Regions from separate parts of the Homo sapiens genome. Here region 1 is linked to region 2. Evidence: chromatin loops called from intact Hi-C (ENCODE). Cell type or tissue: mammary epithelial cell. All regions are shown on one strand. Each heading gives the region's core, and the rest is flanking DNA. Links, peaks and the distances in the headings are about the cores only.

Region 1 (15,697 bases), core at 2,862-10,861, 73 kb after region 2:
AACCAAGGTCCTTCAATAAGGATGGACACATCAGAGCTTGTGAGTTGTTTATTCAATCACTTAAGAAATATTTGTAGGTGTCTACTATGTGCCAAGCCTGGCTGGATGCTATAAATACAATAGCAAGCAAATTAAATCTACTCCCAAATAATACAATAATGCTCATTCTGGGTTACCTGGACAATGAGCATCTTGGAATTAGGGACACTCCTTCTTCCCAGAGGAGGGGCTGCCCTAGGAGTCTCCTACATTAGAGAAGTAGCACGTTTCTATGGTCCCTGAGGCCTCCAAGTGCCCAGCAGTGGGCATTTCTGGGCACTTTCTTTTCTTTTCTTTGTTTTGTTTTTTTAGACAGAGTCTCGCTCTGTCATCCAGGCTGGAGTGCAGTGGCACGATCTCTGCTCACTGCAACCTCCGCCTCCTGGGTTCAAGCAATTCTCAGGCTCCTGAATACCTGGGATTAAAGGCGCCCGCCACCACACTCGGCTAATTTTTTTTATTATTATTTTTTTTAATTTTTAGTAGAGGTGGGGTTTTGCCATGTTGCCCAGGCTGGTCTTGAACTGCTGAGCTCAGACATTCCACCCGCTTTGGCCTCCCAAAGTGCTAGGAATACAGGCACGAGCCACTGCACCCAGCCTTCTGGACACTTTCATAAATAGCTGGCATCCATGTCCAGGCTGCCAGACCCCCATGCAGTCTGACCAACTTGCTCTCCTACCTGCCCCACAGGAAGTGAAAGCAATGGGCAGCATGGTCTTTCTGTGGAATTCTCACTCATGCTGCCCAGCCAGTGGCTTGGCCAGGCCCTCTACACAACTCTCTGTGGTATGAGAGAGGTCCAGAGGAGCCACCTGCTCTCTCTTGCTGACACTGGCTTGAACATTTCCTCATTTCCCAATAAAGCCTATTCCTTAACCCTTGCATGTGACTCTGCAAGCTTTATTTTATGTTTTGCTGCCCGATAGTGGCATGACAGATGGCCACCACAAAGGGATGCATTCTGCAGGACCTGGCTAGGCCCTTCTGGAAACCATGGAAGAGGTCAATTGGACCACTTCAGGAGTAAAAGAGAATCTCCTGGAATTGAGAGCAGGAAAATCAATGGTTGGGAATGGCCAAAGAGTCCACAGGTCACTGCAGCTCCTGAGGGCAGTCATTTGGGTAGCTGCTGTCCTGATGGCTGCTTTGTCTGGCTATAAGCTGGAGTGGGTGTCTGGCTATAAGCTGGATTTTTCAGAGATCCCAGGGCAGCAGATTTAGGAAGAGAGAAAACCCAGACCTGAGGGTCCACAGACAGCAACATCTGCATGCCCTCTTGGAGGAAGACTAGGAGTCTGTGGCTTGATCCCTTGGATTCTCCTGCTTGGTCTCTCTCCTGGAATACTAACTACTTCTACTCCCATTACCCTTCAGCTCTTAGCTTAGCTTAGATGACACTTCCTACAGGAAGTCTCTCCAACCCCACCCATCAGAGCATTTAATCTCCTTGTGCTGTAATGGGCTGTTCATGTCCCACCAGCTACCGGATGGCAGAAGACCATGCCTTGTTCCCTGTGGTGTCCTCCAGCATTAGTGCTTGGCACACAGTAGGTCCTTCATAAATATTCACCCAGTGAGACACTCAGGGTCCCACACTAAGACCTCTTGGTTATGCTGTAATGATTCAACTTCCACTTGAAGGCCTGAAATCATGCAAAGGCTGCAACCTTGAACACAGAGTCCAGAGGCCTAGAGTCCATGGGGAAACCAGAAGGCAGGCTGCTTGTGGAACCACAGTAGAGAAAGGACAGCAGGACTTTAAAAGTACATTTCCTGCCTAAACTAGGTCACCAATGTGTATGGCACAGCTGGTCTGGTCCCCTGGACAATGCTGTCACACTCTGAAGGCTGATGGAAGTCTATTTTGCCTGCTCGGAGGTGGATAGGTGGAAATCAGAAGGTATAGCAGCTCTCTGCACCCTCATCTATGGGGACATTTTAAAATCATCCCAAAGAAAACCATTCACAGAGTTCTGGGGTCATTTGAAACCCTCCAGGGTCCTGAAATGGGAGGTCATTTTTCTTGAACTGGAAGGGAGACAAGTCCCATGACCAACCTTGTTCAGAACTCCTGGCTCCCTTCCTAATTTCCTTGTTGTCCGTATGCCTAAGTTCAAGAATTTCATATACATGGAATCAAACAGTATATAAACATTTGAGATCAGCTTTTTCACTCCATGTAATTCCCCTGAGATTTGCCCAAGTTGTTGCAGGTACTAATGCTTTGCTCCTTTTTATTGCTTAGAAGTATTCCATGGTATAGATGTGCCACGGTTTGTTTAACCATCCACCTCTTGAAGAATATTTAGGTTCTGGCTAGTTTTGGGCTGTTATAAATAAAACTGCTAAAAATCAATTGGCCATATGTGTATAGGTCTATTCCTGGGTTTTCTGTTCTGTTCCATTGGTCCAGGTGTCTATCCCTCTGCCAGTATTGCACTGTCTTGGTTATTATAGCTATATAGTGAAACTGAACACTGGGCAGAGTGATTCCTCACACTTTATTTCTCTTTTTCAAAATTGTTTTAGCTACTCTAGGTCCTGTATCTTCCTATGTAAATTTAACAATAAGCTTCTCTACAATTGTTGTTTGCAATTGTTGTAAAGTGATTGTTAACATTAAGCTTGTCAATGTCTACAAAAAAAAAAAACTTTTCTAGGATTTTGGTATAAATTGCAGTAAAATGAGGCATTTGACATCTTTATAATGTTGAGTCTGTTGTTGAGTCTTCTGACTCATGAATATGGCACGTCTCTACATTTCTTTAGGTCTTCTTTGATTTCTTTAATCAGCATTTTGTAATTTTCAGGATATAGATCCTTACATATTTTGTTAGATTTTGAGTACTTCATTTTCTTCGGAGCAATTGAAAATTGCATTGTGTGTATGCGTGTGTTTTTTAGAGACTTAATTTGTTATAAACAGTTTTAAATTCACAGCAAAATTGAAAGGAAGGTACAGAGATTCACCATACTACCCCTGCCCTGACACATGCATAACGGCTCCTATTATCAACATCCTCCACCAGAGTAGTACATTTTTGACAATTGATGAATCTACACTGACACATCATAATCACCCAAAGTCCACAGTTTACATTGGTGTTCACTCTTGGTATTGAACATTTTTTGGGTTTGAACAAATGTATAATGACATGTACTCTCTTCTGGCTTGTAGAGTTTCTGCTGAGAGATCAGTTGTTAGTCTGATGGGCTTCCCAAGTATTTGCTCTTATAATATCATTCAGAGTATTTTCAATGTTCTAAATTTCTCTTTGCTCTATGTATTCATTCTTTTGTTCCCTGCCAACATATTGTGTTTTAATTTTTTCTTTTTGTATATTTGTTAGTATATTAAAATGCAATTGATTTTTTTAAACTTCTGTTTTAAGTTTAGGGGTACATGTGCAGGATATGCAGGTTTGTTACACAGGTAAGGATGTGTCATGGGGGTTTGTTGTACAGATTATTTCATCACCAAGATATGAAGCCTAATAATATTCATTCGTTATTTTTCCTGATCCTCTCCCTCCTTCCTCCATCCTTCCTACCCTCTGCCATCTGGTAGGCTCCCGTGTGTGTTGTTCACCTCTATGTATTCATGTGTTCTCATCATTTGGCTCCCACTTGTAAGTTAGAATGTGTGGTATTTGGTTTTCTCTTCCTGAATTAGTTTGCTAAGGATAAGGGCCTCTAGCTCCATCCATTCCTTGCAAAGGACATGATCTCATTCCCTTTTATAACTGCATAGTATTCCATGGTATACATGTACTAGATTTTCTTTATCCAGTCTATCATTAATGGGCATTTAGGTTGATTTCATGTCTTTGCTAGTGTGACTAGTGCTACAATGAACATATGCATGCATGTGTCTTTATAATAGGGAAAGATTTATATTCCTCTGGGTATATACCCACTAATGGGATTGCTGGGTTGAATGGTATTTCTGCCTCTAGGTCTTTGAGAAATCACCACACTGTCTTCCACAATGGCTGAGCTAATTTACACTCCCACCAACAGTATAAAAGCATTCCTTTTTCTCCACAGGCTCAGCAGCATCTGTTGTTTTTTGACTTTTTAATAATAGCCATTCTGACTGGTATGAGATGGTATCTCATTATGGTTTTGATTTGCATTTCTCTAATAATCAGTGATGTTGAACTTTTTTTCATATGTTTGTTGGCTGCATGTATGTCTTCTTTTGAGAAGTGTCTGTTCATGTCCTTTGCCCATTTTTAATGGGGTTGTTCGTTCTTTTCTTGTAAATTTGTTTAAGTTCCTTATAGATGCTGTATATTGGACCTTTGTCAGATGCATAGATGGCAAAAGTTTTCTCCCATTCTGTAGATTGTCTGTTTACTCTATTGATAGTTTCTTTTGCTATGCAGAAGCTCTTTAGTTTAATTAGATCCCATTTGTAAATTTTTGCTTTTGCTGTAATTGCTTTTGGCATTTTTGTCATGAAATCCTTCCCTGTGCCTATATCCTGAATGGTATTGCGTAGGTTTTCTTCTAGGGCTTTTATAGTTTTGGGTTTTATGTCAAAGACATTTAAGTTTAAAAGCATTTAGGTCTTTAATCTATCTTGAGTTGATTTTTGTATATGGTGTAAAGAAGGGTCCAGCCTCAATTTTCTGTATATGGCTAGCCAGTTCTCCCACCATTTATTAAATAAGGAATCCTTTCCCCATTGCTTGTTTTTGTTAGGTTTGTCAAAGATCGGATGGTTGTAGGTGTGTGGTATTATTTCTGGGCTCTCTATTCTGTTCCATTGATCTATGTATCTGTTCTTGTACCAGTACTATGCTGTTTTGGTTACTGTAGCCCTTTAGTATAGTTTGAAGCTGGGTAGCATGGTGTCTCCAGCTTTGTTCCTTTTGCTTAGGATTGCCTTGCCTATTTGGGCTCTTTTTGGGTTCCATGTGAATTTTAAGATAGTTTTTTCGAATTCTGTGAAGAAAGTCAATGGTAGTTTAATGGGAATAGCATTGAATCTATAAATTGCTTTGGGCAGTATGGCCATTTTTATAATATTGATTCTTCCTATCTATGAGCATGAAATGTTTTTCCATTTGTGTCATCCCTGATTGCTTTGAGCAGTGGTTTGTAGTTTTCCTTGCAGAGATCCTTCACTTCCCCTGTTAGCTATATTCTTAGGTATTTTATTCTTTTTGTGGCAATTGTGAATGGAAGTTCATTCATGATTTGGCTCTGTGTTTTGCCTGTTGTTGATGTATAGGGATGCTAGCAATTTTTGCACATTGATTTTTATATCCTGAGACATTGCTGAAGTTGCTTATCGGCTTAAGGAGGTTTTGGGATGAGACAATGGGGTTTCTTAGCTACAGGATCATGTCATCTGCAAACAAAGATAATTTGACTTCCTTTCTTCCTATCTGAATACTCTTTATTTCCTTCTGTTGCCTGATTGCTCTGGCCAGAACTTCTCATACTATATTCAATAGGAGTGATGAGAGGGGGCATCTTTTTCTTGTGCTGCTTTTCAAGAGGAATGCTTCTAGCTTTTGCCCATTTGGTATGATATTGGCTGTAGGTCTGTCATATATGGTATGTTCTTATCATTTTGAGGTATATTCTTTTTTTTGGAGATGGAGTCTCGCTCTGTCACCCACGCTGGAGTGCAGTGGCACAATCTCCGCTCACTGCAACCTTCATCTCCTGGGTTCAAGCAATTCTCCTGCCTCAGCCTCCTGAGTAGCTGGGACTACAGGCATATGCCACAACTGCTGGCTAATTTTTTGTATTTTTAGTAGAGATGGGGTTTCACCATGTTGCCCAGGCTGGTCTTAAACTCCTGAGCTCAGGCAATCTGCCTGCCTTGGCCTCCCAAAGTGCTAGGATTACAAGCATGAGCTACTGTGCCTGGCCGTCTTTAGTTCTGTTTATGTGATGAATCACATTTATTGATTTGTGTATGTTGAACCAACCTTGCATCTCAGGGACGGAGCCTACTTGATCATGGTGGTTAAGTTTTTTGATGTACTGCTAGATTTGGCTTGCCAGTGTTTTGTTGAGGTATTGTCAAGTGTATTGGCCTGAAGTTTTCTTTTTTTGTTGTATCTCTGCTAGGTTTTGGTGTCAGGACGATGCTGGCCTTATAGAATAAGTTAAGGAGGAGTCCTTCCTTTTCGATTTTTTGGAATAATTTCAGTAGGAATGGTACCAGCTCTTCTTTCTACATCTGGTATAATTCAGCTGTGAATACTTCTGGTCCTGGGCCTTTTTTGGTTGGTAGACTATTACTGCTTCAATTTCAGAACTCGTTATTGGTCTGTTCAGGGATTCAATTTCTTCCTGGTTTGGTCTTGGGAGGGTGTACGTGTTCAGGAATTTATTCATTTATTCTAAGTTTTGTAGTTTGTGGGCATATAGGTGTTCTTAGTAGTCTCTTATGGTTATTTGTATTTCTGTGGGGTCAGTTGTAATATCTCCTTTATCATTTCTGATTGTGCTTATTTGAATCTTTTATCTTCTTTATTAGCCTAGGTAGTGGTCTATTTTATTAATTTTTTCAAAAAGCCAGCTACTTTATTTGTTGATCTTTTGAAGGTTTTTTTGTGTCTCTATCTCCTTCAGTTCAGCTCTGATCTTGGTTATTTCTTGTCTTCTGCTACATTTGGGGTTTGTTTTCTCTTGGTTCTCTAGTTCCTTTAGTTGTGATGTTAGGTTATTAACTTGAGATCTTTCTAGATTTTTGATGTGGGTATTTAGTGTTATAAATTTCCCTCTTAACAGTGCCTTAGCTGTGTCCCAGAGATTCTAGTATATTGTATCTTTGTTCTCATTAGTTTCAAATAACTTCTTGATTTCTGCTTTAATTTTACTTTTTACCCAAGAGTCATTCAGGAGCAGGTTGTTCAATTTCCATGTACTTGCATGGTTTTGAGTAGATTTCTTAGTCTTGAGTTCTAATTTGATTGCACTGTGGTACAGGAGATTCATTTGTTATTATTTCAGTTCTTTTGCATTTGCTGAGGAGTGTTTTACTTCCTGATTATTTGATCAATTTTAGAGTAAGTGCCATGTGGAGATGAGACAATAATATATTCTGTTGTTTTTTGGTGGAGGGTTCTGTAGATATTTATCACGTCCATTTGATCCATAGCTGAGTTCAGGTACTGAATATCTTTTGTTAATTTTCTGTCTCAATGATCTGTCTAATATTGTCAGTGGGGTGTTAAAGTGTCCCACAGTTATTGTGTGGGAATCTAAGTCTCTTTCAAGGTCTCTAAGAACTTGCTTTATGAATCTGAGTGCTCCTGTGTTGGGTACATATCTATTTAGGACAGTTAGCTGTTTTTGTTGAATTGAACCCTTTACCATTATGTAATACCCTTCTTTGTCTTTTTAAATCTTTGTTAGTTTAAAGTCAATTTGTCAAAAACTAGACTTCAGCCCTGGCTTTTTGTGTTTTCCATTTGCTTGGTAAATTTTTCTCCATCCCTTTATTCTGAGCCTATGTATGTCTTTGCATGTGAGATGGGTCTCTTAAAGACAGCATACCAATTCCTTATCCAGTTCGCCACTCTGTGTCTTTTAATTGGGGCATTTAGCCCATTTACATTTAAGGTTAAAGATAATATTGTTAAATGTGAATTTGATCCTGTCATCATAATGCTAGCTGGTTATTTTGCAGACTGGTTTATGTGGTTGCTTCCTAGTGTCACCTGTCTGTGTATTTCAGTGTGTTTTTGCAGTGGCTGGTAACAATTTTTCCTTTCCATGTTTAGTGCTTCCTTCAGGAGCTCTTTTAAGGCAGGTCTGGTGGTAATGAATTCTCTCAGCATTTGCTTGTCTGAAAAGAATCTTATTTCTCTTTTGCTTATGAAGCTTAGTTTGGCCACATATGAAATTCTGGGTTGGAATTTCTTTTCTTTAAGAATGTTGAATATTGGCCTCCAATCTCTTCTGGCTTACAGGGTTTCCACTGAGAGGTTTGCTGTTAGTCTGATGGGCTTCCCTTTGTAGGTGATCTGGCATTTCTCTCTGGCTGCCCTTAACATTTTTTTTTTTTTTTTTTTTTTTTTTCATTTTGACCTTGGAGAATTTTATGATTGTGTCTTGGGGATAATCTTCTTGTGGAGATGGAGTTCTCTGCGTTTCCTGAATTTGAATGTTGGCCTGTCTATCTAGGTTGGGGAAATTCCCCTGGATGATATCCTGAAATATGTTTCCCAAATTAGTTTCATTCTCTCTGTCTCTTTCAGGTATCTCAATCAACCATAGATTCGGTCTCTTTTTACATAATCCCATATTTATTGGAGATTTTGTTCATTCCTTTTCACTCTTTTTTTCTCTATTCTTGCCTGGCTGTCTTATTTCAGAAAGTCAGTCTTCAGGCTCTGAGATTCTTTCCTCTGCTTGGCCTAATCTGCTTTTAATACTTGTGATTGCATTGTGAAGTTCTTGTAGTATGTTTTTCAGCTCTACCAGGTTTGTTATGTTCCTCTCTATACTGGTTATCTTGGCTGTCAGCTCCTGTATTGTTTTACCATGATTTTTAGCTTCCTTACATGGGGTTACAACGTGCTTCTTTAGCTCAGTGAAGTTTGTTTTTATCCACATTCTGAAGCCTACTTCTGTCATTTCAGCAATGTCGTCCTCAGCCCAGTTCCAAATCCTTGTTGGAGAAGTACTGTGGTCATTTGGAGGAAAGAGGGTCCTCTGGCTTTTTTAGTTTTCAGTGTTTTTGTCCTGATTCTTTCTCATCTTTGTGGGCTTATCTACCTTGGATCTTTGAAGTTGCTGACCTTTGGATAGAGTTTCTGTGGGGTTTTTTGTTTCTGTTTGTTTGTTCATTTTTCTTTTAACAGTCTGGCCACTTTTCCATAGGGCAGCTGTAATTTGTTCTGAATCTGCTCCGGACCCTAGTCACTCTGGATTTTCCAGCACCTAGAGGTATCACCAGTGAAGGCTGCAAAACAGCAAAAATGGCAGCCTGCCCCTTTCTCTGGGAGCTACATCCCAGGGGGGTATGGATCTGTAGGAGGTGGCTGCAGACCCCAGTTGGGAGGCCTTACCCAGTCAGGAGGAACAGGATCAGGGAACTGCTTAAAGAAGTAGTCTGGCTGTGTTTTGGTAGAGCAGCTATACTTTGTTGGGGGAATCCCTTCAGTGTGCAATCAGTTTGGGCTCTCCAAGGCTGAGATGCCCAAACAGGAAAGGTGGTAGCCCTCAACCCCCTACCCCCAGCCCCTGCTGCTGAGCTCTCTGTCCCAGGAAGACAACAGAAAATTGTCAGCCATAGAACACTGGTAGGGGTGACCAGAGACCCTGGCTGGGAGGTCCTGCCCAGCAAGGAGGAATGGGTCAGGGTTCCATTTAAAGAAGCAGTCTGGTCATGCCTTGGCAAAGCAGCCATACTGTGCTGGGGTGTTGCCTCCTCCCCAGTCTGTTTGGACTCTCCAAAGCTCACAGGCTGGAATACCCGAGTGACCCAAACAGCAAAGGTGGCAGCCTGCCCCTCCTAGTGGTCACTCTGTCCTAGGGAGAAATTTGAACTCTGTCAGCCATAGGATATGAGTTGGGGTGGCTGAAGGTCCTGGATGGGAGGTCCTGCCCAGTGAGGAGGAATGGATCAGGGTCCCGCTTAAAGAAGCAGTCTGGCCACAATTTGGTAAACCAGCTGTGGTATGCTGGGAGATCCCTTTCTTGTCTGGTCAGTTTGTACTCTCCAAAGCCCACAGGTTGGAATGGCTGAGTCATCCAAACAACACAGGTGGTGGCCTGCCCCTCCCCGCAGGCACTCTGTCCCAGGGAGAAATCAGAACTCTTTAGAATATGGGTGAGGGTGGCTGGAGGCCCCGGATGGGAAGTCCAGCCCAGTGAGCAGGAGTGGATCAGGGTCCCACTTAAAGAAGGAGTCTGCCCACATTTTGGTAAAGCAGCTGTGTTGTGCTGGGCGAATCCCTTTCTTGTCTGGTTCATTTGGACCCTCCAAAGCCCACAGGCTGGAACGGCTGAGTCATCCAAACAAAAAAGGTGGCAGCCCATCCCTCCCCCAGGAGCTCTACCCTGTCTCAAGTAGGTGCTACCCTGTTGCTGGTGGCTGGCTGGAATTCCAAGCCAGTTGATCTTATCCTGTGAGGTCCCTTGGAAGTGGGGCCCACAGACTGACGCTGCTCTGCTTCCTGGATTCAGCCCTCTTCCTAAGGGTATGTATGGACCTCTTGTCTTGCTTAAGTTGTAGTCATGTTTGCCAAAGATCCCAGAGTAGATTATGTAAAGCTCCTGGGCCTCTGTGCATGCCTAAGCAGCTGCTCTGCTGTGACTCCACACAGCTCTGTGTGTCAGACCCAAGGCCCTGGTGGAGTGGGTTCATGAGGGGGATCTCCTGATCTGAGGGTTGCAAAAATCTGTGGGAGAAGCATGGTTTCCCTGGGTCACACATTCACTCACGGCTTCTCTTGGCTGGGAGTGGGGGTTCCCTTGGGTCTGTGTTGCTCCTGGGTGGGCTGACATCCTGCCCTGCTTTTCTACATTCTCCGTGGGTTGAACAGTTTCTCTGATCAGTCCTAATGTGAGCACCTGGATGTTTTAGTTGAAGGTGCTGAATTTACTCACCCCTTTTGTCCATCTCCGTGAGTGCCACACCCTGTAGCTGCTTCTAATCGGCCATCGTGGCCCCAACTTCCAATTTTAAAATAAATATTTTAACTTTTATTTTAGGTGCAGGGATACATGTGTAGGTTTGTTATATAGGTAAACTTGTGACTTGGGGGTTTGGTGTACAGATTATTTTGTCACCCGGGTACTAAGGATAGTACCTGATAGTTTGATTTTTTTTCTGAACCTCTCCCTTCTCCCACCTTCCTCCCATGAATAGGCTCCAGTGTCTGTTGTTCCTCTCTTTCTGTCCATGTGTTCTCATTATTTAGCTCCCGCTTCTAAGTGAGAACATGTGGTATTTGGTTTTCTGCGCCTGCATTAGTTTGCTGAGGATAAGGGCCTCCAGTTCCATCCATGTTCCTACAAAGGACATAATCTTGTTCTTTTTTATAGCTGTGTAATATTCCATGGTGTATATGTACCACATTTTCTTTATCCAGTTTACCATTGATTGGCATTTAGGTTTATTCCATGTCTTTGCTATTGTGAACAGTGCTGCAATGAACATACAAATGCATGTGTCTTTCTGGTAGAACTCTTTATATTCCTTTGGGTATATAAACAACCCTAGCAGTACCCAGTAGTGGAAGTGCTAGGTTGAATGGTAGTTCTGTCTTCAGTTCTTTGAGGAATTGCCACACTGTCTTCCACAATGGTTGAACTAATTTACACTCCCACAGCAGTGTATAAAGGTTCCTTTTTCTCCACAACCTCTCCGGCATCTGTTATTATTTGACCTTTTAAAATAGCCATTCTGACTGGTGTGAGATGGTATCTCATTGTGGATTTGATTTGCATTTCTCTAATTATCAGTGATATTGAGCATCTTTTCACATGCTTTTTGGCCACATATATGTCTTCTTTTGAAAAGTATCTGTTCATATCCTTTGCCCACTTCTTAATCGGGTTGTTTTTTGCTTGTACATTTGTTTAAGTTCCTTGTAGATTCTGGATATTAGACCTTTGTCAGATGTATAATTTGCAAATATTTTCTCTCATTCTGTAGGTTTCCTATTTACTCTATTGATAGTTTCTTTTGCTGTGCAGAAACTCTTTAGTTTAATGAGGTCCCATTTGTAAATTTTTGCTTTTGTTGCAATTGCTTTTGGCATTTTCATTATGAAATCTTTGCCAGATTCTGTATCCAAAATGATATATTCTTGGTTTATTCCAGGGTTTTTATAGTTTTAGGTTTTACATTTAGGTCTTTAATCCATCTTGAGTTGATTTTTGTATATGGTATAAGGAAGGGGACCAGTTCCAATCTTTTGTATATTGCTAGCCAGTTATCCCTGCCCCATTTATTGAATAGGGAGTCTTTTCCCCATCGCTTATTTTTGTCAGCTTTGTCAAAGATCAGATAGTTGTAGGTGTATGGCTCTATTTCTGGGCTGCCTATTCTGTTCCATTGGTCTATGTGTCTGTTTTTGTACCAGTACCATACTGTTTTGGTTACTGTAGCCTTGTAGTATGGTTTGAAGTTGGGTAATGTGATTCCTCCAGCTTTGTTCTTTTTGCTTAGGATTGCTTTGGTTATTTGGGCTCTTTTTCAGGTTTTATATAAATTTTAGAATAGTTTTTTCTGTTCTGTGAGGAATGTCATTGGTAGTTTGATAGGAATGGCATTGAATCTATAAATTGCTTTGGGCAGCATGGCCATTTTAACAATATTGATTCTTCCTACCCATGAGCATGGAATGTTCTTCCATTTGTTTGTGTCATCTTTGACTTCTTTGAACGTGTTTTGTAATTCTCATTGTAGAGATCTTTCACCTTCTTGGTTAGCTGTATTCCTAAGTATTTTATTCTTTTTGTGGCAGTCGTGAATGGGATCATGTTCCTGATTTGGCTCTTGGTTTGGGTGCTCTTAGAGTATAGGAATGCTACTGATTTTTGTACATTGATTTGTATCCCCAAACTTTGCTAAAGTTGCTTATCAGCTCAAGGAGCTTTTGGGTGGAGATTCTGGGGTTTTGTAGATATAGAATCATGTCATCTGCAAACAGGGATGGTTTGACTTCCTCTCTTCCTATTTGGATGCCTTTTGTTTCTCTTGCCTGATTGCTTTGGCCAGAACTTCCAATTCTATGTTCAATAGGAGTGGTAAGAGTGGGCATCATTTTCTTCTGCTGGTTTTCAAGGGGAATGCCTTCAGCTTTTGCCCATTTAGTATAATGTTGGCTACGGGTTTGTCATAGATAGCTCTTATTATTTTGAGGTATGTTCCTTTAAGGCTTAGTTTATTGAGGGTTTTTAACATGAAGCAATGTTGAATTTTATTGAAAGCCTTTTCTGCATCGATTGCGATAATCATGTGTTTTGGTCTTTGGTTTGGTTATGTGATGAATCACATTTATTGATGTGTACATGTTGAACCAACCATGAATCCCAGGGATAAAGCCTACTTTGATCATTGTGGATTAGGTTTTTGATGTGCTGCTGGATTCTGTTTGCTAGTATTTTGTTGAGGATTTTTGAATCTATGGGTCATCAAGGATATTGGCCTAAAGTTTCCTTTTGTGTATGTGTGTCTATGTCAGGTTTTGGTATCAGGATGATGCTGGCCTCATAGAATGAGTTAGGGAGGAATCCCTCCTTTTCAAATTTTTGGAATAATTTCAGTAGAAATAGTACCAGCTCTTCTTTGTGCATCTGGTAGAATTCAGCTGTGAATCCTTCTGGTCCTTGGCTTTTTTTGTTGGTAGGCTATTTATTACTGATAATTTCCAAGCTCGTTATTTGTCTGTTCAGGGACTTATTCTTGACTCACTGTTGGGAGGATGCATGTGTCCAGGAATTTATCTATTTATTTTAGATTTTCTAGTTTGTGTACATAAAGGTGTTCATAGTAGTCTCTTACGGTTATTTGTATTTCTGCAAGGTCAGTGATAACATCCTCTTTGTCATTTCTGATTGTGTTTATTTGAATCTTCTCTCTTTTCTTCTTTATTAATCTAGCTAGTGGTCTATCTTATTAATTTTTTCAAGAACAAATTCCTGGATTTGTTAATCTTTTGTATGCTTTTTCATGTCTCTATCTCTTTCAGTTTGCCTCTGATTTTGGTTATTTCTTGTCTTCTGCTAGTTTGGGGTTTGTTTGCTCTTGGTTCTCTAGTTCTTCTAGTTGTGATGTTAGGTTGTTATTTGAGATCTTTCTAGATTTTTGATGTGGGCATTTAGTGCTACAAAATTCCCTCTTAACAATGCCTTAGCTGTGTCCCAGAGATTCTCGTGTGTTGTGTCTTTGTTTTCATTAGTTTAAAATAACCTCTTGATTTCTGCCTGAATTTTATTACTTACCCAAGAGTCATTCAGGAGCAAGTTGTTCAGTTTCCATGTAATTGTATGGTTTTGAGCAATTTTCTTGGCCTCAATTTCTACTTTTATTGTGCTGTGGTTCGAGAGTATAGTTAGTATGATTTAAATTTTTTTTGAGTTTGCTGAGGATTGTTTTATGTCCAACTGAATGGTCAATTTTAGAGTACGTACCATGTGGCAATGAAAAGAATGCATACTCTATTGCCTTTGGTGGAGAGTTTTGTATATGTCTATTAGGTCCATTTGTTCAAGCATTAAGTTCAGGTCTGGAATCTCTTTGTGAATTTTTTGGTTTGATAATCTGTCTAATACTGTCAGTGGGGTTTGAAGTGTCCCATTTTATTGTGTATAAATCTCAGTCTCTTTGTAAGTCTCTAAGAAATTGCTTTATGAATCTGGGCACACCTGTGTTGGGTGCTTACAGAGTTAGGATAGTTAGATCTTCTTGTTTAATTGAACCCTTTACCATTATGTAATGCCCTTCTTTGTCTTTGTTTTGTTTTGAGATGGATCTCACTCTGTCACCCAGGCTGGAGTGCGGTGGCGTGATCTCGGCTCACTGCAAGCTCTGCCTCCCAGGTTCCTGCCATTCTCCTTCCTCAGCCTCCTGAGTATCTGGGACTACAGGGGCCCGCCACCACACTCAGCTAATTTTTCTGTATTTTTAGTAGAGACAGGGTTTCACTGTGTTAGCCAGGGTGGTCTCGAGCTCCTGACCTTGTGATCTGCCCACCTTGGCCTCCCAAAGTGCTGGGATTACAGGTGTGAGCCACCGCGCCAGGCCCCTTCTTTGTCTTTTTTGTTCTTTGTTGGTTTAAAGTCTGCTTTGTCTGAAATTAGAATTGCAACCCCTGCTTTTTTGTGTTTTCCATTTGCTTGGTAGGTTTTTCTCCATCCTTTTATTTTGAGACTATGGGTGTCATTGCACAAGAGTTGGGTCTCTTGAAGACAGCATACTATTGGGTCTAGCTTCTTATCCAGGTTGCCACTCTGTGCCTTTTAACTGGGGCATTTAGCCCATTAACATTCAAGGTAAATCATTGATACGTGTGGTTTGATCCTGTTATCATGTTGTTAGCTGGTTACTATGCAGACTTCTTTGTGTGGTTGCTTTACAGTCACTGGTCCATGTACTTAAGTATTTTTGCAGTGGCTGGTAATGGTCTTTTCTTTCCATATTTAGTGCTTCTTTCAGGATCTCTGGTAAGGCTGGTATGCTGGTAACAAATTCCTTTAGCATTTGTTTGTGTGAAAGGAGTCTTATTTCTTCTTTGCTTATGAAACTATTTTGGCCAGATGTGAAAAAATCTTGGTTATAATTTCTTTGCTTTAAGAATGTTGAATATAGGCACCCAATCTTTTCTGGCTTATAGGGTTCCTGCTGAGAGTTCTGCTGTTAGTCTGATGGGCTTCTATTTGTAGGTGGCCTGTCCTTTTTCTTTAGCTGCCTTTAACATTTTTTCTTTCATTTCAATCTTGGAGAATCTGATGATTATGTGTCTTGGGGATGATCCAATTGTGAAGTAACTTGCAGGGATTCTCTGCATTTCCTGAATTTGAATGTTGGCCTTACCAGCTAGGTTGGGGAAATCTTCATGGATGATATTCTGAAATGTTTTCTAAGTTGCTTCCTTTCTCCCCATTTCTTTCAGGAATGCCAGTGAAGCATAGATTTAGTCTCTATGTAATTCCGTATTTCTTGAAGGTT
Region 2 (15,697 bases), core at 3,909-11,908:
CTTTAATTGTCCAGACTTATAAGCCCAGATATTCTGACCTTTATCAATTAGTTCACATGCTGGTATGAGAAGGCAGGGCCACTGAATGGCAAAAAAGGCAATCTGGAAAAATCCCTCAGAGGATTTGGAAAAACAAACAGAAGCTGACCATGAGAAGATCCACACTTTAGCCAAGTCTCTCTGTGATGCCATTTCCTGGGTCTTTCCTCAAATGTAGAGTGGAAGATAATTCAACAATATACTCAAAGGCCAGATGAATTTGTGCTTAATTATTTTGAACAGTTAAAAAAAAAACCTTTTAACAATATTCTGGAATGGAATGCCTGATGCTAGCCTCCAAGATCACCTATAATCGTGCCACTGTACTCTGGCCTGGGCAACAGAACAAGTCCTTGTCTCAAAAAAAAAAAAAGAAAAAAAAAGCCAACAAGTCTCCAACCTCTTGGAAGCAGTCCCCAACTGAAATCTCATAAAAATATAAAAATTCCTGGTCATGCCAAATTAGATACTCCAGAGAGCAAAGGCAATCATTTCACTGACAATGCCGCTAAGAATGCAGTCCTGAAGGTTACATCAGACAATAGATACCTTGAAATGTCCTTACAGACTTATTACCCATTTAAAACTTTGGCCAAGCATGGTGGCTCACATCTGTAATCCCAGCTACTTGGGAGGCTGAGGCATGAGAATCTTTTGAACTAGGGAGGCGGAGGTTGCAGTGAGCTGAGATTGTGCCACTGCACTCCAGCCTGAGTGACAAAGCGAGACCCTGTCTCAAAAACAAAAACAACAAAAAACCCCAGCCCCCCTGCCAAACAAACAAACAAGAACTTTATTAGAAGCAGCACAAACAGGAGCTCTCAAGAAGGAAATCGACCTCAGGAAAGATAAAGGAACCAAGTTTTCCCCAGAAACAGGCTTATGATGTGGACTTAATGATAGACCAATCTTTCCCTTAGGGCTTCAATTACCCTTTAAATGATGTGTTTATGAGCTGACTCATTGGAATCCAGATGAAACGACAGCTTGGGGAAAGCAATATTATTGGAAACCATCCCCTCTTGTTTATTCTTGCTGATGGTTTGTCCCAAACATAATCCTGGAAAACTCCTTCATAGGTTACAGGGACATTTTCCTTTACCTTTAGGACCCTTTGATATATGGCAATTGGACTTTATCCAGCTGCCCCTGTCTCAGGGTTATAGATATGTTCTGGTGCTAATTTATGTGTTTTCTCATTGGGATGAAACCTGCCCGTGCCAATGAGCCATGGTCCAAGTAGTAAGAAAATTGTTATTAGAAAAGATAATTCCTTCATGGGGAGTTTCATCTGAGCTCCAGAACGGCCAAGAAACACATTTTACTGGTCAAGTAATTCAATCCATTTGCAACATTTGGCCTATATTCCAATTGTGCTTTTAACCCCCAATCCTCTGGACTGGTGAAACACACCAATGGTATAATAAAAACTCAATGGCCAAACTAATTGAAGTTTTTAACCTCTCCTGGCCAAAGGCTGTCTCATTAGTTCTGCTCAGCCTGTGATCCACACCATTTGGAAAACACCAGCTCTCTCTCTTCAAAATAATAACAGGAAGGCCCACGTGACTAGATGAAGGAACTTATGAACTTGCATTTCTTAAAGGTGATATCCTCCATTACTGCCACAGTCTCAGAATACTTCTTATTAAGAACTCAAAATTAATCAAGAGTTCCTTCTGCAGAGAGCTCTGGGGAGATGAAATCATCAAAAATCATGGCCTGTAACTGGAGATTTCTTTTTTCTTTTTAAAGGTCTCTGATGTCTAATATTTGACAGACCAGTGAAGTAGTTTTGGCATTGCAAGCATTTTTGCCCTTTGTGAATTTCCCACTAGAGTGATTTGCAACTATTCCTTTTCTTTTTTTCTTTTTTTTTTTTAAAAATCTTATTCTAGATTTGGGGATACACATGCAGCTTTGTTATAAGGGCATATTGTGTGATGCCGAGGTTGGGGTGTGGTTGAACCCGTCATTCAGGTAGTGAGCATAGTACCCAATAGTTAGTTTTTCAGCACTTGCCTCCCTGCCTTCCTTTCCCTTCTCATAGTTCCCTGTGTCTCTTGTTTCCGTCTTTATGTTCGTGTGTACCCAATGTTTAGCTCCCACTTACAAGTGAGAATATGTGGAGATTTTGATTACTGGAAAGGATGTCGAATAAAAGATTCCTTCTCACCCAGTGGGAAGGGACCATATCAGGTACTATTGGCCAATCCCTGTGCCACTAAACTTAAAGGCATTGATGCATAGATTCATATTTCTCATTTTAAAAAGACAACCCTACCTGAGGGGACGTCTTTCATCATGGGAGATCTTAGTGGAATTGACTTGCAGTCTTCCTGACCAGAATGGAAAGTAGCTGACATTTGTGGTCACCTGTTTTCACCCAAGATACCAGACCAAGCCTGTATAACTTGTTCTTCATGATTCTAATGCCTACCACACCTGAAATATTTGCTCTCCTTTTTCTATTGACTGGAATACTTATGGCGTTAGGCCTCCATACTGTGAGTATCCTCTCTTGGATAAAATTGTTTTGGTAAAATCATCATATATATATTTATATGTGCATATATACATGCATACACACACACACACACACACATATATTCTCTTAGGATATATGTAAACAAATGCCTATAATCAGGCTCCTTTTTTTTTTTTTTTTTTTTTTCCTTTTTTTAGAGATGGGGTTTTGCTCTGTTGCCCATGCTGGAATGTAGTAACATGATCATAACTCACTGCGGCCTCCAACTCCTGGGCTCAAGCAATCCTCCCGACTCAGCTTCCCGAGTAGCTGGGGCAACAGAAGTGCACCACCACACCCAGCTAATTAAAAAAAAAATTGTAGAGAAGGGTCTTGCTATGTTGACCACACTGGTCTCAAACTCCTGGCCTTAAGTAATTCTCCCACCTCGGCCTCTCAAAGTGCTGGGATTACAGGCATTAGCCACTGCACCTGGCCTAGGTTTCTGTTTTTGCCGTCCCTGATAAATTTGACTGTAGCATGGAGGGATAATTCTCTGATCAGAATCCCACACACCATTGCCACTGCTGGAAATCTGAAGAGATGCTGGGTTTGCTACCCTAAACCAAAAACTACTTTTGACCACAATGACCCACTGGTACATTCTGCCCTAAATTTCACCAGTGTTCATGATAGCACTTGTAACACAACTCAGGGCCACATAAAAGCAAACCTGTTAATCAGGTCTGCCTGACTCATCCTAACCTGTTTGTCCTATGTTTCAATGTAACTCATCAGAATTCTTTTGTCAAAAATCACTGCTGCGTTACTCACTAATGACAGTACTAAAATCCATGATGTTGTTAGAAAATCCAAAGAAAACAGCCCCTCCAGCTATCAGGATCCTGTCTTCTTGCTTTAACATTTCTGACCCATTGATCCAGTAATGCCTCAAAACTGATGTTCTTAAATTATAGTGTACTTATCTGTGCTCCACCAGGATTTATTATAGTCTGTGGAGAAAATCACCAGCCATGGTCCTGTAAGTGTCTAAGAGCATGGAATGTTGAAGGGCAATATGTCTTAGGATATTTCGTTACCCTTCTCTCTATATACAGCTCTGAAGAAACTCAGCACTGGACTAGTTCCCTCAAACTTTTCTCTAGGCATGACTGCAGATCTACCTTAGATGGAGATTCTATTTAGAGAAAATGTGCTAATTATCTGGCTGGCCATCAAGAAGATAGCTCCATGCATTTTTTTTTCTTTGAGAATACTTTTGCCTTTGTTGGATGTAACTTCCCATGAACACATGATCTAAAATCCTTCTAAAACCCTAGGAAACATTGCTGATGAAACTGCTGTCTCCATCACAGCTCAACAAAAAGCTACAGATTTACTGACTAAGGTTGTGCTAGACAATCACATTGCTTTAGATTCTATATTAGCTGAGCAAGGAGGTGGATATGTGGTGGCAAATACCTCTTGTTGTATATACATAAGTATTTCCCATGAAGTAGAAACTCACCTAGGAAAAATCAGGGAAGAAGCTGCTTGACTACAGGTCTCTAAAGAAAAACTGAGATTTAATTTTCTTCAGGAGGTTTTTAGTTGACTCTTAACAGACTAGATTCCTTTTTCATTCTGGCATAAAAATTCTCTTTTTGGTTCTAATCCTATGTGCATTATATATTTCTATTATTCCAATTAATGCTAGATATCTTTCATTGTTTTATTTCTTCTGAGAAAATGAAAATCATGGTATTCCAGAGACTGGCGATGATGGAGCAAACAACAGCAGCTATGTAAGTCAATACTTTGTGGACTCACTTTTGCCATTCTGTATTGTCATCCTGATTCAGCTTTTTGGTGCTCTTAAAATTCCTCACTGAGATGTCTCCACTCCCCCATGTGGGACAGGGCTACCCAGGAATGAGCCTTCCTGGTGACAAGGGACAAGCTGGCACTCAGATTTGTATCATCAGTGCTTTTGAGGAGAAAAATTTGTGATCAAAAGGAAGGAAATGAGAGCAAAAGGAAACTTTTAATCATAGGAATGTGAGCCCTTTTAAATTATCAGTCCCAGAAAAGCATTGGAATGAAAAGCTATCACATCTCATGCCTCCCTTGAGCTAAGTAATTACCTCTTGAAGCCACTTGCTATGTGGACTCTAGACTAACTGATGCCAAGTAGCTATAAAATGCCATGCACTGGACGCCATAACTCATATCCTCCAGCTCAACAATGTAAAGCCAATCCCTAATCAATGTAATTTCTATAAACCAATGAGAATTCCTGCCAACTTTTTATCAGCTCACTCCTTGCTTTCTTTTTGTCTTTAAAAATCCACTTGTACAGATGTAGCTGGAGGCCATTATCCTAGGCGAATTAATGCAGGAAAAGAAAACCAAATACTGAATGTACACGCTTATAAGCAAGAGCTAAACACTGGGCACACAAAGACATAAAGACGGAAACCGTAGACACTGGGGGCTACTAGAGGGTGGAAGAAAGGAGTGGGGTAAGAATTGAACAACTATCTTATTGGGTACTATGCTCACTACCTGGGCGATGGCATCAGTCATACCCCAAACCTCAGCATCTTGCAATATACCCATGTAACAAATGTGCATATGGTACCTCCCGAATCTAAAATAAAAGTTGGATTTTTTTTTTAAAGCCTGAATGCAACAAAAGCTGGATGGAGTACTCCCCAAGGCAACTTGGAAGGGTGTCCTGGGCAGCTGGCCTCACATTGGCTCAAGTAAAGTCTTTAAAATTACATTTTGTGCTCAGCTTCTTCATTTTAGGTGGACAGCACTTGCAGAAAACCTTGCCCCTCTTAAGGAGTTCCTGTAATCATGATAGCTAATACATGGAGCAGCCTATGTCTGCTCTAAGCATTTGACATATATTATTAAAAAAAAAAAAAAAAGGTTCCATCACCGCAAACACAACTCATCACACCGCGAACACAAGAGGCAGGTACTAATGTGATCTACATCTATACAGATTAGGGAACTGAGGCACAAGGAGGCAAGTAACTTGGCCAAAGTCATGCAGCCAGGGAGCATCAAAGCTGGCTTCAGTCTTTATTCCTAACCAGCCTCTTGAATTCCTCTGATGCTTTCGATCTTATCATGACAATTGTTCTGCAGCCTGTATTGTGGTCCAAGTATTTTTTTCTCCATTTTAAACACTTTGAGTTTGCACTCCATCCTGTCTGCCCCTCCCCTTCACAGCAAATTTCTTGAAAGAATAGGCCACGTTCACTCTCCTTCCAGCAGCAAGCCTGCCATCAGTTTTCACTCCCAAGGTCAGGAGTCTGGCCTTGGCCTGGCTCACTGATCTGCCTGTGCACTGTTCCCCAATACTCCCACTCACTTCCATGTCTCAACAATCATGCATAATGCCGGCACCCCCAACCCCATACATTCAGTCCAAACCTCCCTCTTGAGCTACAGATCTACAGTGGTCAACCTTGGTGTAGGGCCTCCTTACTTGGTGTAGTCCTTGGTGTGACAGCAGCATCTGGGAGCTTGTTAGAAATGCAGTTCTGGGCCCAACCCAGACATGCTGAATCAGACTCTGCATTTTAGTAGGACACTCCCCTGACCCAGCAGATTCTTGGGCACAACAGAGTCTGAGCAGTGTGATGTCTTGTGACATAGCAGTTACTGTAATGCTCTCCCATGCCTCTACCTGCTGGTGCACCCATGCCTTAGGTGCTAAGAGTCCTGGCTGCTAACTTCTCATACCTGCACTCTTCTCTGGAGGATGGCTCAAGCCCGTCTGCACATTCCAGTCACCTGGGGATATATTAAAATGTCCAAAGCCAGGCCCCACCACAGGCCAAGGAAATCACAATCTCTGAGGTTGGGATCTGACATCAGCATTTCTGAAGCCCAAGAGTTGCCCTTAGACAGACATGTTTGGGACTCACTACCATAGCTGATGGGTGCTGCCTTGCTTAGAGGTTCTGGAGCTTTCTCATACTCCTCCCAGCTGCCCATGACTAGCGGCTGACTGATGCTGGGCCACAGAAGCTCAGCCACCTGTCGTAGCGAGGGACACCTCTGCAGTGCCTCACCTTACTCCAGCCCTGGGCGTGGCCAGGCTGAGGCCAGACTTCTGCCCACCCTGTCCTCTGCTTTATCCTGCTTCCCTCGCTCCTACACATTTCTCCTGAGAGCCCTTCTCCATGCCTTACTTTGCACAAGAATCTCTTTCTTAGGCTCTGATTTCAGAAATCCAACCCAAGACACAAGGATAGCACCACCCCAGACTCAACTAACACCAAACTGAACTCAAATCTTCCCCTGTGCCTTCTTCTCCTCCTGTGCCACTCCCCTTCTCATCCTCTGATCCTCCACCATCCTCCCACACCCGCCCATTCTGCACATGCTGGCCTGGAGCATGCAATGTCTTGTCATGTTGCTCCTGCCTGAAGTCCCCAGTGTCTCCCTGGCATGCGCAGCAGTGTTTCCTAAAATGGGATTGTATTCTGTGTAGTCCTCAAGTCATCTGGGAGAATTTTTAATTATCTGTTGTCATTTGATAACTTAAAAAATACGTTATTTTATGAGCACATTCTTGATGTCTGGACGGCCACATCTGCCTCCTACTTCCAGTGCCCACACTTCAGCTTAAGATATTTTTGGAACCAAATGATCACTCAAAGAAATAGCTTTTCATTTTCAAAAGTACTGGTAGGTGAGTCTGGCTTATGTTACTTAGGCATGTCCTAATATCAAAATGACAATAGTTATCATGGACCGTACTCATATGACTACTATTACAATAATATTTACAATTTTTGAGTGTTTATCGTAGGCACTGCATGGTACATGCCTTATCTCACTTGATCTTGACACAGCTCTATGAGATAAGTATTGCAAATATCGTATTTGTTTCAGTTATCTATTAGTATCTAAAGAACCACTCAAAACTTAGTGGATTAAAACAATAACAATGTATGATTTCTCATGATTCTTTGGTCTGGAATTTCAGGTGAGGTTCAGCTAGGTAGTTCTTCTGTTCGTTTCTTCCGTGGCTCAGCTTGAAGGTTCAGGAAGAATTCAGTCATGTCTAGTGCTTCAGGTTCCTCCATGTGGACTTTTTTTCTTCATGTGGTTTCTCATCATTTGCTTGTCTAGCCCAAGCTTTACAGTCAGCAGCTGGCTTCCTAGAGACCACCAGCATCACTTCTGCCACATTGTATTTGTCCAAGTTAATCACAAGGTAACCCTAGATTCAAAGGAAGGGAAGTAAACTCCAGATCTTGATGGGAAGACAGCAGGCATGCATGTAGAGGGATGGGAAGAACTATTGATGGCCATATGCCCATTTAATAGATGCGGAAACTGTGTCTATTTATCCCAGCCAACAAGAGGCAGAGTGAGGACTAGAACCCAGGCTGTTGGGTTCTATGGTCTATGCTTTAAGCTATTACGTCATGTTCTACTTTCATTGTATCCCCTATGCCTCACTAAGTCTCAGCTATAAAGACAGAACTCTTTTGTGTGATAGTTCACAATCCAAAGGCACTTTTCAGAGAAACCGATGTCATGAAAAACACAGGGTTCAGGAGAGGCCCAGTGGTCTCATGGTTTTTTCTCTCACACTCCCTCCTTTCTCCATCACTCTCCCAATCACACTCTAGCTGAACTGACCCCTTTGCTCCCCCAAATATGCCTGTGCTTTCCAGTGTTCTGCTCATTTAATACATTGGTCTCTCGTATTTTTCTGTTTTGTCCACTAGAGAGAGGTCTTCTCTTCTTAAAGACAATTCCTCCTCCTGCTTCACAGCCTAGCAGCCACTGCGCTGTGGAAATGTGGTTGGTCTGAATTGAGGTGTGCTTACATACAAACCATACGCCAGATATTGAAGACTTAGTACAATAAAGAGAATGTAAAACATCTTATTAATACATGCAATCAGTTGATTACATGTTGAAATGATATTTTAGATCTATTCAATAAATAAAAGATAATATTAAAATTAATTTCACATTTATTTATTTACTTATTACCAACTCGGTCTTACTCTGTCACCCAGGCTAGAGTGCAGTGGCATGATCTGGCTCACTGCAGCCTCAAACTCATGAGCTTTAGCAATCCTCCCACCTCAGCCTCCTGAGTAGCTTGGACTCCAGATGCCCACCATCACACCTGGCTAATTACCTATTTATTTTTAGATTTAAAAAAATGTAGCTACCAATTTTTTTTTTTTGAGATGGAGGCTCACTCTGTCACCCAGGCTGGAGTGCAATGGCACGATCTTGGTTCACTGCAACCTCTGCCTCCGTCTCCCGGGTTCAAGTGATTCTCCTGCTTCAGCCTCCTGAGTGGCTGGGATTACAGGTGTGTGCCACCACGCCCAACTAATTTTTGTATCTTTAGTAGAGACGGGGTTTTACCATATTGGTCAGGCTGGTCTTGAACTCCTGACCTCGTGATCCGCTCCCCCTCGGCCTCCCAAAGTGTTGGGATTACAGGCGTGAGCCACCGCGCCAGGCCTAACAGAAATTGAAAATTGCATATGTGACTCACTTTATATTTCTATTGGACAGCACTGGTGTAGGGGATGCCTCCTCATGGCAAACTCCAAGGTAACTCTGAAGAACCCTAAGGCTCCAAGGAACCCAGGCTGAAAACCATTAGGTTGATTTGACTCATGAGGAAACTGAGGCTGGAATTGGCCAACAACTTGTTCATGGCTATCGAAGTGGTAGAATGTTGAATTTACATGAAAACCCAGATGTTCTATGCCCTGTTTGTTTTTTTCTCTCCTATCCTGGAGGTGCTTGGATACCATGTGAGGATGTAGGCACAAGCCACTCTGCTGGGCCTTTGAGGTCCTTCATCAGAAAGCTTCACCATCTCAAGTCTGTCTTGGCTGGAGACCCTGGAGACAAGCAGTGACTGCTCCGCCCTTCTTGCCCTCTTGTCTTAAACTACCCTTTTGACTTGCCCAATCCCAGTCCTGCTCCCAGGACCATAGTAACTCTTGCTGGAATAAGTCCAATCTAGTTGGAAGGATGAGAAAACAGAGACAGCTTGGCTTTGTCACTCGCTGACCCCATGACCACAACACTCAGCTCACTGCTGAGCACTCACATAGCCCAGGCCTCTCTTGTGCATGGGTGACTGGTATCCACATGGCCAGTGACTCACATGGGAACTGAAAGCTCCCTTTGGTGGGGCAACTTCTCTAAAGTAGCCCCATGAATCAGCAGTGTGGGGTGCTGGAAAGCAAGGGCTGACCCTGACTTGCAGTCAGTCAGGGACCCTGAGCAGAAGCCCCTGCATCACAGGCTTCCACCACAGCCCGGAAGAGTTGCAGCACTGTGGGCCAGTGGTAGTTCCATGTATAGCACGAGTGGAGGCCCAAGATGCATGTGCATGTATGGGCCTAAGAGGTCTCCATGAATTGTTTCTCTGGGTGGTAGAGAACCCAAGCAAGTGGGAGCCAAGAGTATCTACCCCCGTCCCTGACTCTGTTTCCTGTGAGAGGGGCTGTGTTGGCCCAGGCCTGAGTGTGCCAGGGTTGCTTGGGCAACCACTGCCCCATGCCTGCAGTCTCATCTCTCCTTCTGAAGCCAAATCAGAGAAGTGCAGACTCATGGGGCTATGAGGAAACCCATGTTGTGTGGATCAGCAGTCACAAGGTGAAGGCTCTCTTCCCACTTCTTCCGCAGCTCTAGCTGTGTGGCTTTGAGCTAGTTGCTATATGTCTCTGAGACTTCATTTCTAATTTATGTAATAGGTATATTAATGTTAGTTATACTTTGCTATATAAACAAATCAAGACTTCGTGGCTTAAACAATAAACATTTCTTATACAGTTTCTGTGGGTCAGGAATTTGGGAGTGACTACACAGGGTGGTTTCAGCTTAGGGTCTTTCAGGTATGGAGTTCCTTTGACAAGGTACCTGGCTTCCTCCAGAGTGAGCGATCTAAGACAGCAAGACAGAATTCACACTGTCTTTTATGACTAACCTTTGAAGTCAAGTTCTGTCATTTCTACACTACCCTATTAGTCACAAAAGTCAATGCTATTCAAGGATGGTGCAAACGACTGTGGGCCGTCTGAGGCTGGCTAGCACAATGGAGTTATTAATATCTGCCCTGCCCATCTTACAGAACCATTGAGAGGTTTGGTTTGCACACCCACAGCAAGGAAAATCAGCACCCAGAGGATGCATCTGTGAAGAGTCAAGGCAGCATCTGCTAAAAACAGCTGGTGAAGGGGCTTCTGGGGCTGGAGCCTGGAGACATCAGAAGAAGCTCCGTGAGGAACACGGGGAGAGTCAGCTGTGAAGTTTGGCAGCTCAGAAGCCTTCCTAATGGGAGAGTGGCAAGGTTCCATTGAAGATGGGCATGTGGGATGGGAGAAGTCGCTGTGGTCATTTTTGGAAAATACAGTCTCTCATAAAGGACCAGAGTAATCTCCCATATTTGAAGGCCTGTATTGAGTCATGATTGAATATTTTACTATCTAAGTTAAATAATCTAATTCCAAAGGGTCAAAGACAATTTAGAGTTTGATAGAACCTTGAAGATGCTCTGGTTTAGTCATTGGATTGTAAGATGAAAAACCCTGAGCTCTCAAGAGTTGAAATGGCTTGCCCAGTTTACCTAGCTGGCCAGAGGCACAGCCTCATGGAGAATCCCAGGCTCCTGCTCCCCCTTGCTCCAGCCCACCCTTGGGGAACTCTGATGGTCGCCTCACTGGAATCACCCCCCTTCTTTCTTCCAACAGGCTGATTTTGTTCAGGTATTCACCCTGCCCAAATGGCTTATGTGCTCCAAGGGAAGCTGACCGTGCCATGTTGCTCTACCTATAGCCAAGGCCAGCATGGCAGGAGCAGCTTGCCGCCAGTCTGCAGCAGTGGAAACCTCCACCCCGAGAGCCACAAAGTCAATACTGTCAGTGGAAAACAGAGCTGGGGCCACTGGATTAGGTTGGCACAGGCCTGCTCTGCTGAACTTCCCATTTTGTGAATTAACTGTCTCCTTAGTATTCAAGCCACTTTAAGTTCAGTTTTCTGTTACTTGCAGCTGAAAGAACCCTCAAGAAAGTATTCCTATTTCTGGGATTAATCCTGACTTTGGGAAGGGGAATTTAAGGAGATTTAGCTCAATACTATAGGTCTATGCATCAGGCATTGACAGTGTGCCCCTGACCTTAGCCTGGTTTCTGAGAACTTGGATTTTCTCTCATTCTCTTGATTCAAATCTCTACCTGAGAGCAGCTCCGTCCCTCCAGAACCCATTCTTGGTACTCTTGTCACTCTCAGTTGCTGCTCAGGGCTGGAGTCCTCTCTGCTTCCAAAATTTCACGCTGATGGCTATAGCCTTGTAACCCACTGTTGTCCCAGGTGCCTTCTCACCTGCTGCTTATCCTCCTGGATTTCAGAGAATCACTACTCCTGGAGTCTTCTTTGTTGAGTGCTGAATTCTGCCCCTCTTAGCATATGTCTGGTTGGGCCCAAGTGCTATATGCTCATCTGTTTTTTTGTCTATTACTGTCTTAATCTGTTTTGTGCTTTTATAACAGAATACCACAGACTGGGTAACTTATAATGAACAGAAATTTATTGGCTCATAATTCCAGAGCCTGGGAAGTCCAAATCAAGTCATCTGGTGAGTGTCTTCTTGCTGTGTCATTGCAAAGTAGAAGGTATCACGTGGCAGAAGGCATCATATGGTGGAAGGGAAAAAAGAGAATGAACCCATTCCCTTGAGCCTGTTTTTCAGAGGCATTAATCAATTCATGTGAGCCGAGCCCCCATGATTAAAGACGTTACTTCAGGCCCTACCTCCCTACAGTGTTGCACTGGGGGTTAAATTTTAACATGACTTTTGGAAGAGACAAACATTCAAACCACAGCAGTTATTGAACTATGCAGATTCCAGACACCTAAACTTTCCTGCTGGAGTAGACTTCCTCCTTGCACCTGCAGCTAGACAGATGAAGCCTGCCACTCCCACGGTTCCCTTTGTGTCTTTGTGAGGGAGTCTTCTTGCAGATCATCCTGGTAGACCTTGGGGGAAAGTGCTTGGTTTGGGAGGTGCAACATCCCATAATTACCCCTGCAATGTCTAAACCTTCACAGAACAAAGAATCATCACTAATGTTTCACAATGCACAAGGCTCCTTTGTATGCACTCAAGGTTCATGTTTTATCTTATTTTACCCCTGCTGTTTGGAGAGTGAGGTCCCATGGGGATTTTGAAAGCAACACAAGTTGTTCCTGTCTCCAATAAGTGTTTGAATGAAGTAACAGGTGTGCATAAATAAATATAGTTAGAAAAAGTTAATATCTTCTCACTGAGACATGTGCTTATGTTTGGTTAAGGTCTCTGTTTTCATCCTCATCATCTCTTTGTGGCTCTAAACAATTCTCTTGCATTTGAAAACATTACCTGCTTGCTAATAAATGTTTTTATTTAGGACAGAATTCATTCTGAGCCTTGCTCCTGGGGTAACTTGGATTGAGATAGCAGGGGAGTGGGTGAGTTTCCACTCTTATCTGATGGTGGCAGCTGATAGTAACCAAAAGGAACTTTGTGGTTGTGCATGACCAAATTGTCTTAGGTCAGTTTCAACACCTGGGCAGTAGGAAGCGCACATGCATAAATAAGCAGTGAGAATTTGCTACATATTTTAATAGAGGGACCCAGGGAAAGCTAACCTCACACATAATGTGTCTCGCAAACCCCTTGAAACCTTCCCTGGGCTATGGCAGTGCCTCCCCTCTTCTTCCCTGGCCTTTCCCACAGCACCCAGCTCTGATCCTTGTTTCTACTTCATGCTATGGAAAATCTCTTTCCTTCCACAGAAAATATGGGAACAGCCCAAAGTCCAGGCTGGAAGCTCCCTTTGACTCTTTGAGAAGTGGGCTTCTCAAAGGCCCTTTTTCCTCAAAGAAATCCTCATGCCAGCAGCTACAAAGGTATTTCCTTGATAGTCTTTGCAATGACCATGAAAATACTGATCATTGGAAGGGAAACATGATGGTTCAAGGTTCTTGATAAAGAGTTAGGCATTGTAAATTCTGACCTCCTTGCATTTCCTCATGGTAGTTTTGGGGTGTTGTTCAGATGGATGGAGGGCTGTCAGGCTTGGTTTGCTTCCGGGTCTCTCTAGCCTTCTTATTGTGACAGCCAAAACCATACTCATGGTCCTTCCTGCTGGATTCTGGATGGCTCACCTCCATGGAGGTCCTCTCATTGCTCTGGTTCCAATCTTGTGCTCCAGTTCTGGCTGCTAGGCCTTTGCCTCACTTCCTGGGTCTTCTCTCTCTTCCTCATGGAAATCTGCTCATTCCCTAGTCTCTCTAGAATGGGCCCTGCCTTAGACCCAAAACCCTTTCCCCACCTATTTGGGGGCTGGCTTCCTGACTTAGTGGTTGTGACCCTGAGACATGACGGATGATAGATCTTTCTGATGAAAACTGTCTTCCCCAACCCACACACACACTGAGCTTACAAGGGCACCTTCTACTTCCCAATTTGATCTTGTACAATTGGGAGGTTCTTTTTGGTTAATAAAAGCAGCCACCATTGTAGTAGGTGTTTAGGGCCAGCTCCTCCTCACAGCCTCACTGCAGGTTACCATAAAAGCAAGTCTCAGACTGAATTCTTCCCCCCAAAACAGACATTTATTAGCAAGCAGGCTCACATCAGTCACCTCCTGAGTGTGATAAAGTCCAGCATCTCTGTTCTTTAGGAGGTTCCAACGAGATCTTGCATGAAAGAGAGGTTCAGTTAAGGCAAATATCACAACAGTCTAGTAGTAGGATTGGTGAACCATCTAGTCAGACTGAGGTTGGCCCGCATTCTCCTGAACCAGAAGCTGACACAAATGTCGTGGGTGACATTCCTAAGTAGGGAGGAAGAAAGGCCCATTAGATTCGAATGGCCTGTTCATGTAAGTTTGTGGAGTTTCTTGCTGTGGAGTTTCATGCTTCACTGATGAAAACTCATGTCCATGTTCATTATATTAATGAACAAAACTGCTGGCACTAATCAGAGAAGAAGACAGCTGAAGCACTTGTGGGTGTCCGTCTGGGGTATGGCCTTCCGATTACACTCTAATTACCACCCTGGAGTTGTCTTGATTAGGGCAACTGGCTTCCTCTGGAGTGAAGATTTAAAAGGCTACACCCACACTTAGATTACATTTTCAGTGCCAATATATTTTTAAGTAAATTGCAGATATCATAGTACCAGGGTACTTCAGCCCCTATATTAACAGTAATGAACACATTTCTTTGGTTTACAACATGTTATTTCATGATTTCAGCTCCTTGCAAAGTAAGTCCCCTAAAGTATTTCTAAGCAGCCCCAGGCATCTTACAGAGACTGGCCAATAGTTCCATTTAGCACAGCCCTTGCTTCATCCCTTAACCACTTCCAGCTCCCTTTGCAATGGGCATTCATTGCTTGGCTTGCCTACAACAGCCTTCCCATTCTGGGGGAAAGCTGCTTTTTCACCAATCCAACCATCCCTGTGGTGTGAGGATGAACACACGATCTGCCTGGGCCAATCACAGTGGCCTCATCCCTTTGGCCAAAGCAATTGGCCAGGAATGGGCAAGTGGGCCCACAAAGCCAATCACGAGCCTTCTCTGGGATTTTTTTCCACCTGGAGCTGGTGAGGATGCTGATTCTCCTCCCTGCCATTGTTGGTTCAGAGCTGCCTGCAGGCATGGCTTTGACTTTGTGGGGACAGCTGGACTGAGAGAATGAGTCCAATATGCAGAGAGAATCAGAGACATAGGTTGTTATGGACTGAATGTTTGTGTCCCTCACCCCAAATTCATATGTTCAAGTCCTAACCTCCTATGTGATAGTATTTGGAAGGTGGGGACTTTGGGAGGTAATTGGGTTTAGATGAAGTCATGATGGGATTAGTGCCCTTAAAAGAAGAGGAAGAGGACACACTGAAACTCTCTCTTCAAGTGTGCACACACAAAGAATTGTCATAGGAACACATACTGAGATGCTGGCCATCTGCAAGCCAGGAAGGGGGACATCACTAGAACCAAATCCGTCTCCACCTTGATCTTGGACTTCCCAGCCTCCAGAGCTGTGAAATAGATGCCTATTGTTTAAGCCACCCTGTCTATAGTAACTTGTCATAGCAACCCAAGCTGACGAAGATGTAGGTGAAGAAAGAG

The links. A loop is a pair of places that touch in the nucleus more often than their neighbours do. Peaks named below come from ENCODE experiments on the same cell type or tissue, not always from the same donor. Only the 100,000 strongest peaks of a DNase experiment are listed, where the experiment ranks them.
Region 1: a loop joins it to region 2, with 11 times the contacts of the local background. A loop is called at or near these places in 4 of 110 quality-filtered maps.

What each region holds. Positions count from the first base shown.
Region 1 is chr3:46,153,646-46,169,342 of GRCh38, forward strand. LOC105377067 (a long non-coding RNA gene) reads left to right here and starts at 9,829. Exons shown (of 2, transcript XR_940805.3): 1 at 9,829-10,217. In mammary epithelial cell, for the core only: a CTCF peak has its summit at 9,525 (motif pointing left); DNase peaks (open chromatin) are centred at 9,766 and 10,206; H3K4me3 peaks cover 438 bases; H3K27ac peaks cover 1,517 bases.
Region 2 is chr3:46,079,786-46,095,482 of GRCh38, forward strand. It overlaps a transcript of XCR1 not described here. Among named protein-coding and RNA genes, the nearest start is that of XCR1, 60 kb to the left of the region's middle. RefSeq lists an enhancer at 9,714-9,763. In mammary epithelial cell, for the core only: a CTCF peak has its summit at 8,272 (motif pointing right); DNase peaks (open chromatin) are centred at 9,656, 10,156 and 10,566; H3K27ac peaks cover 842 bases.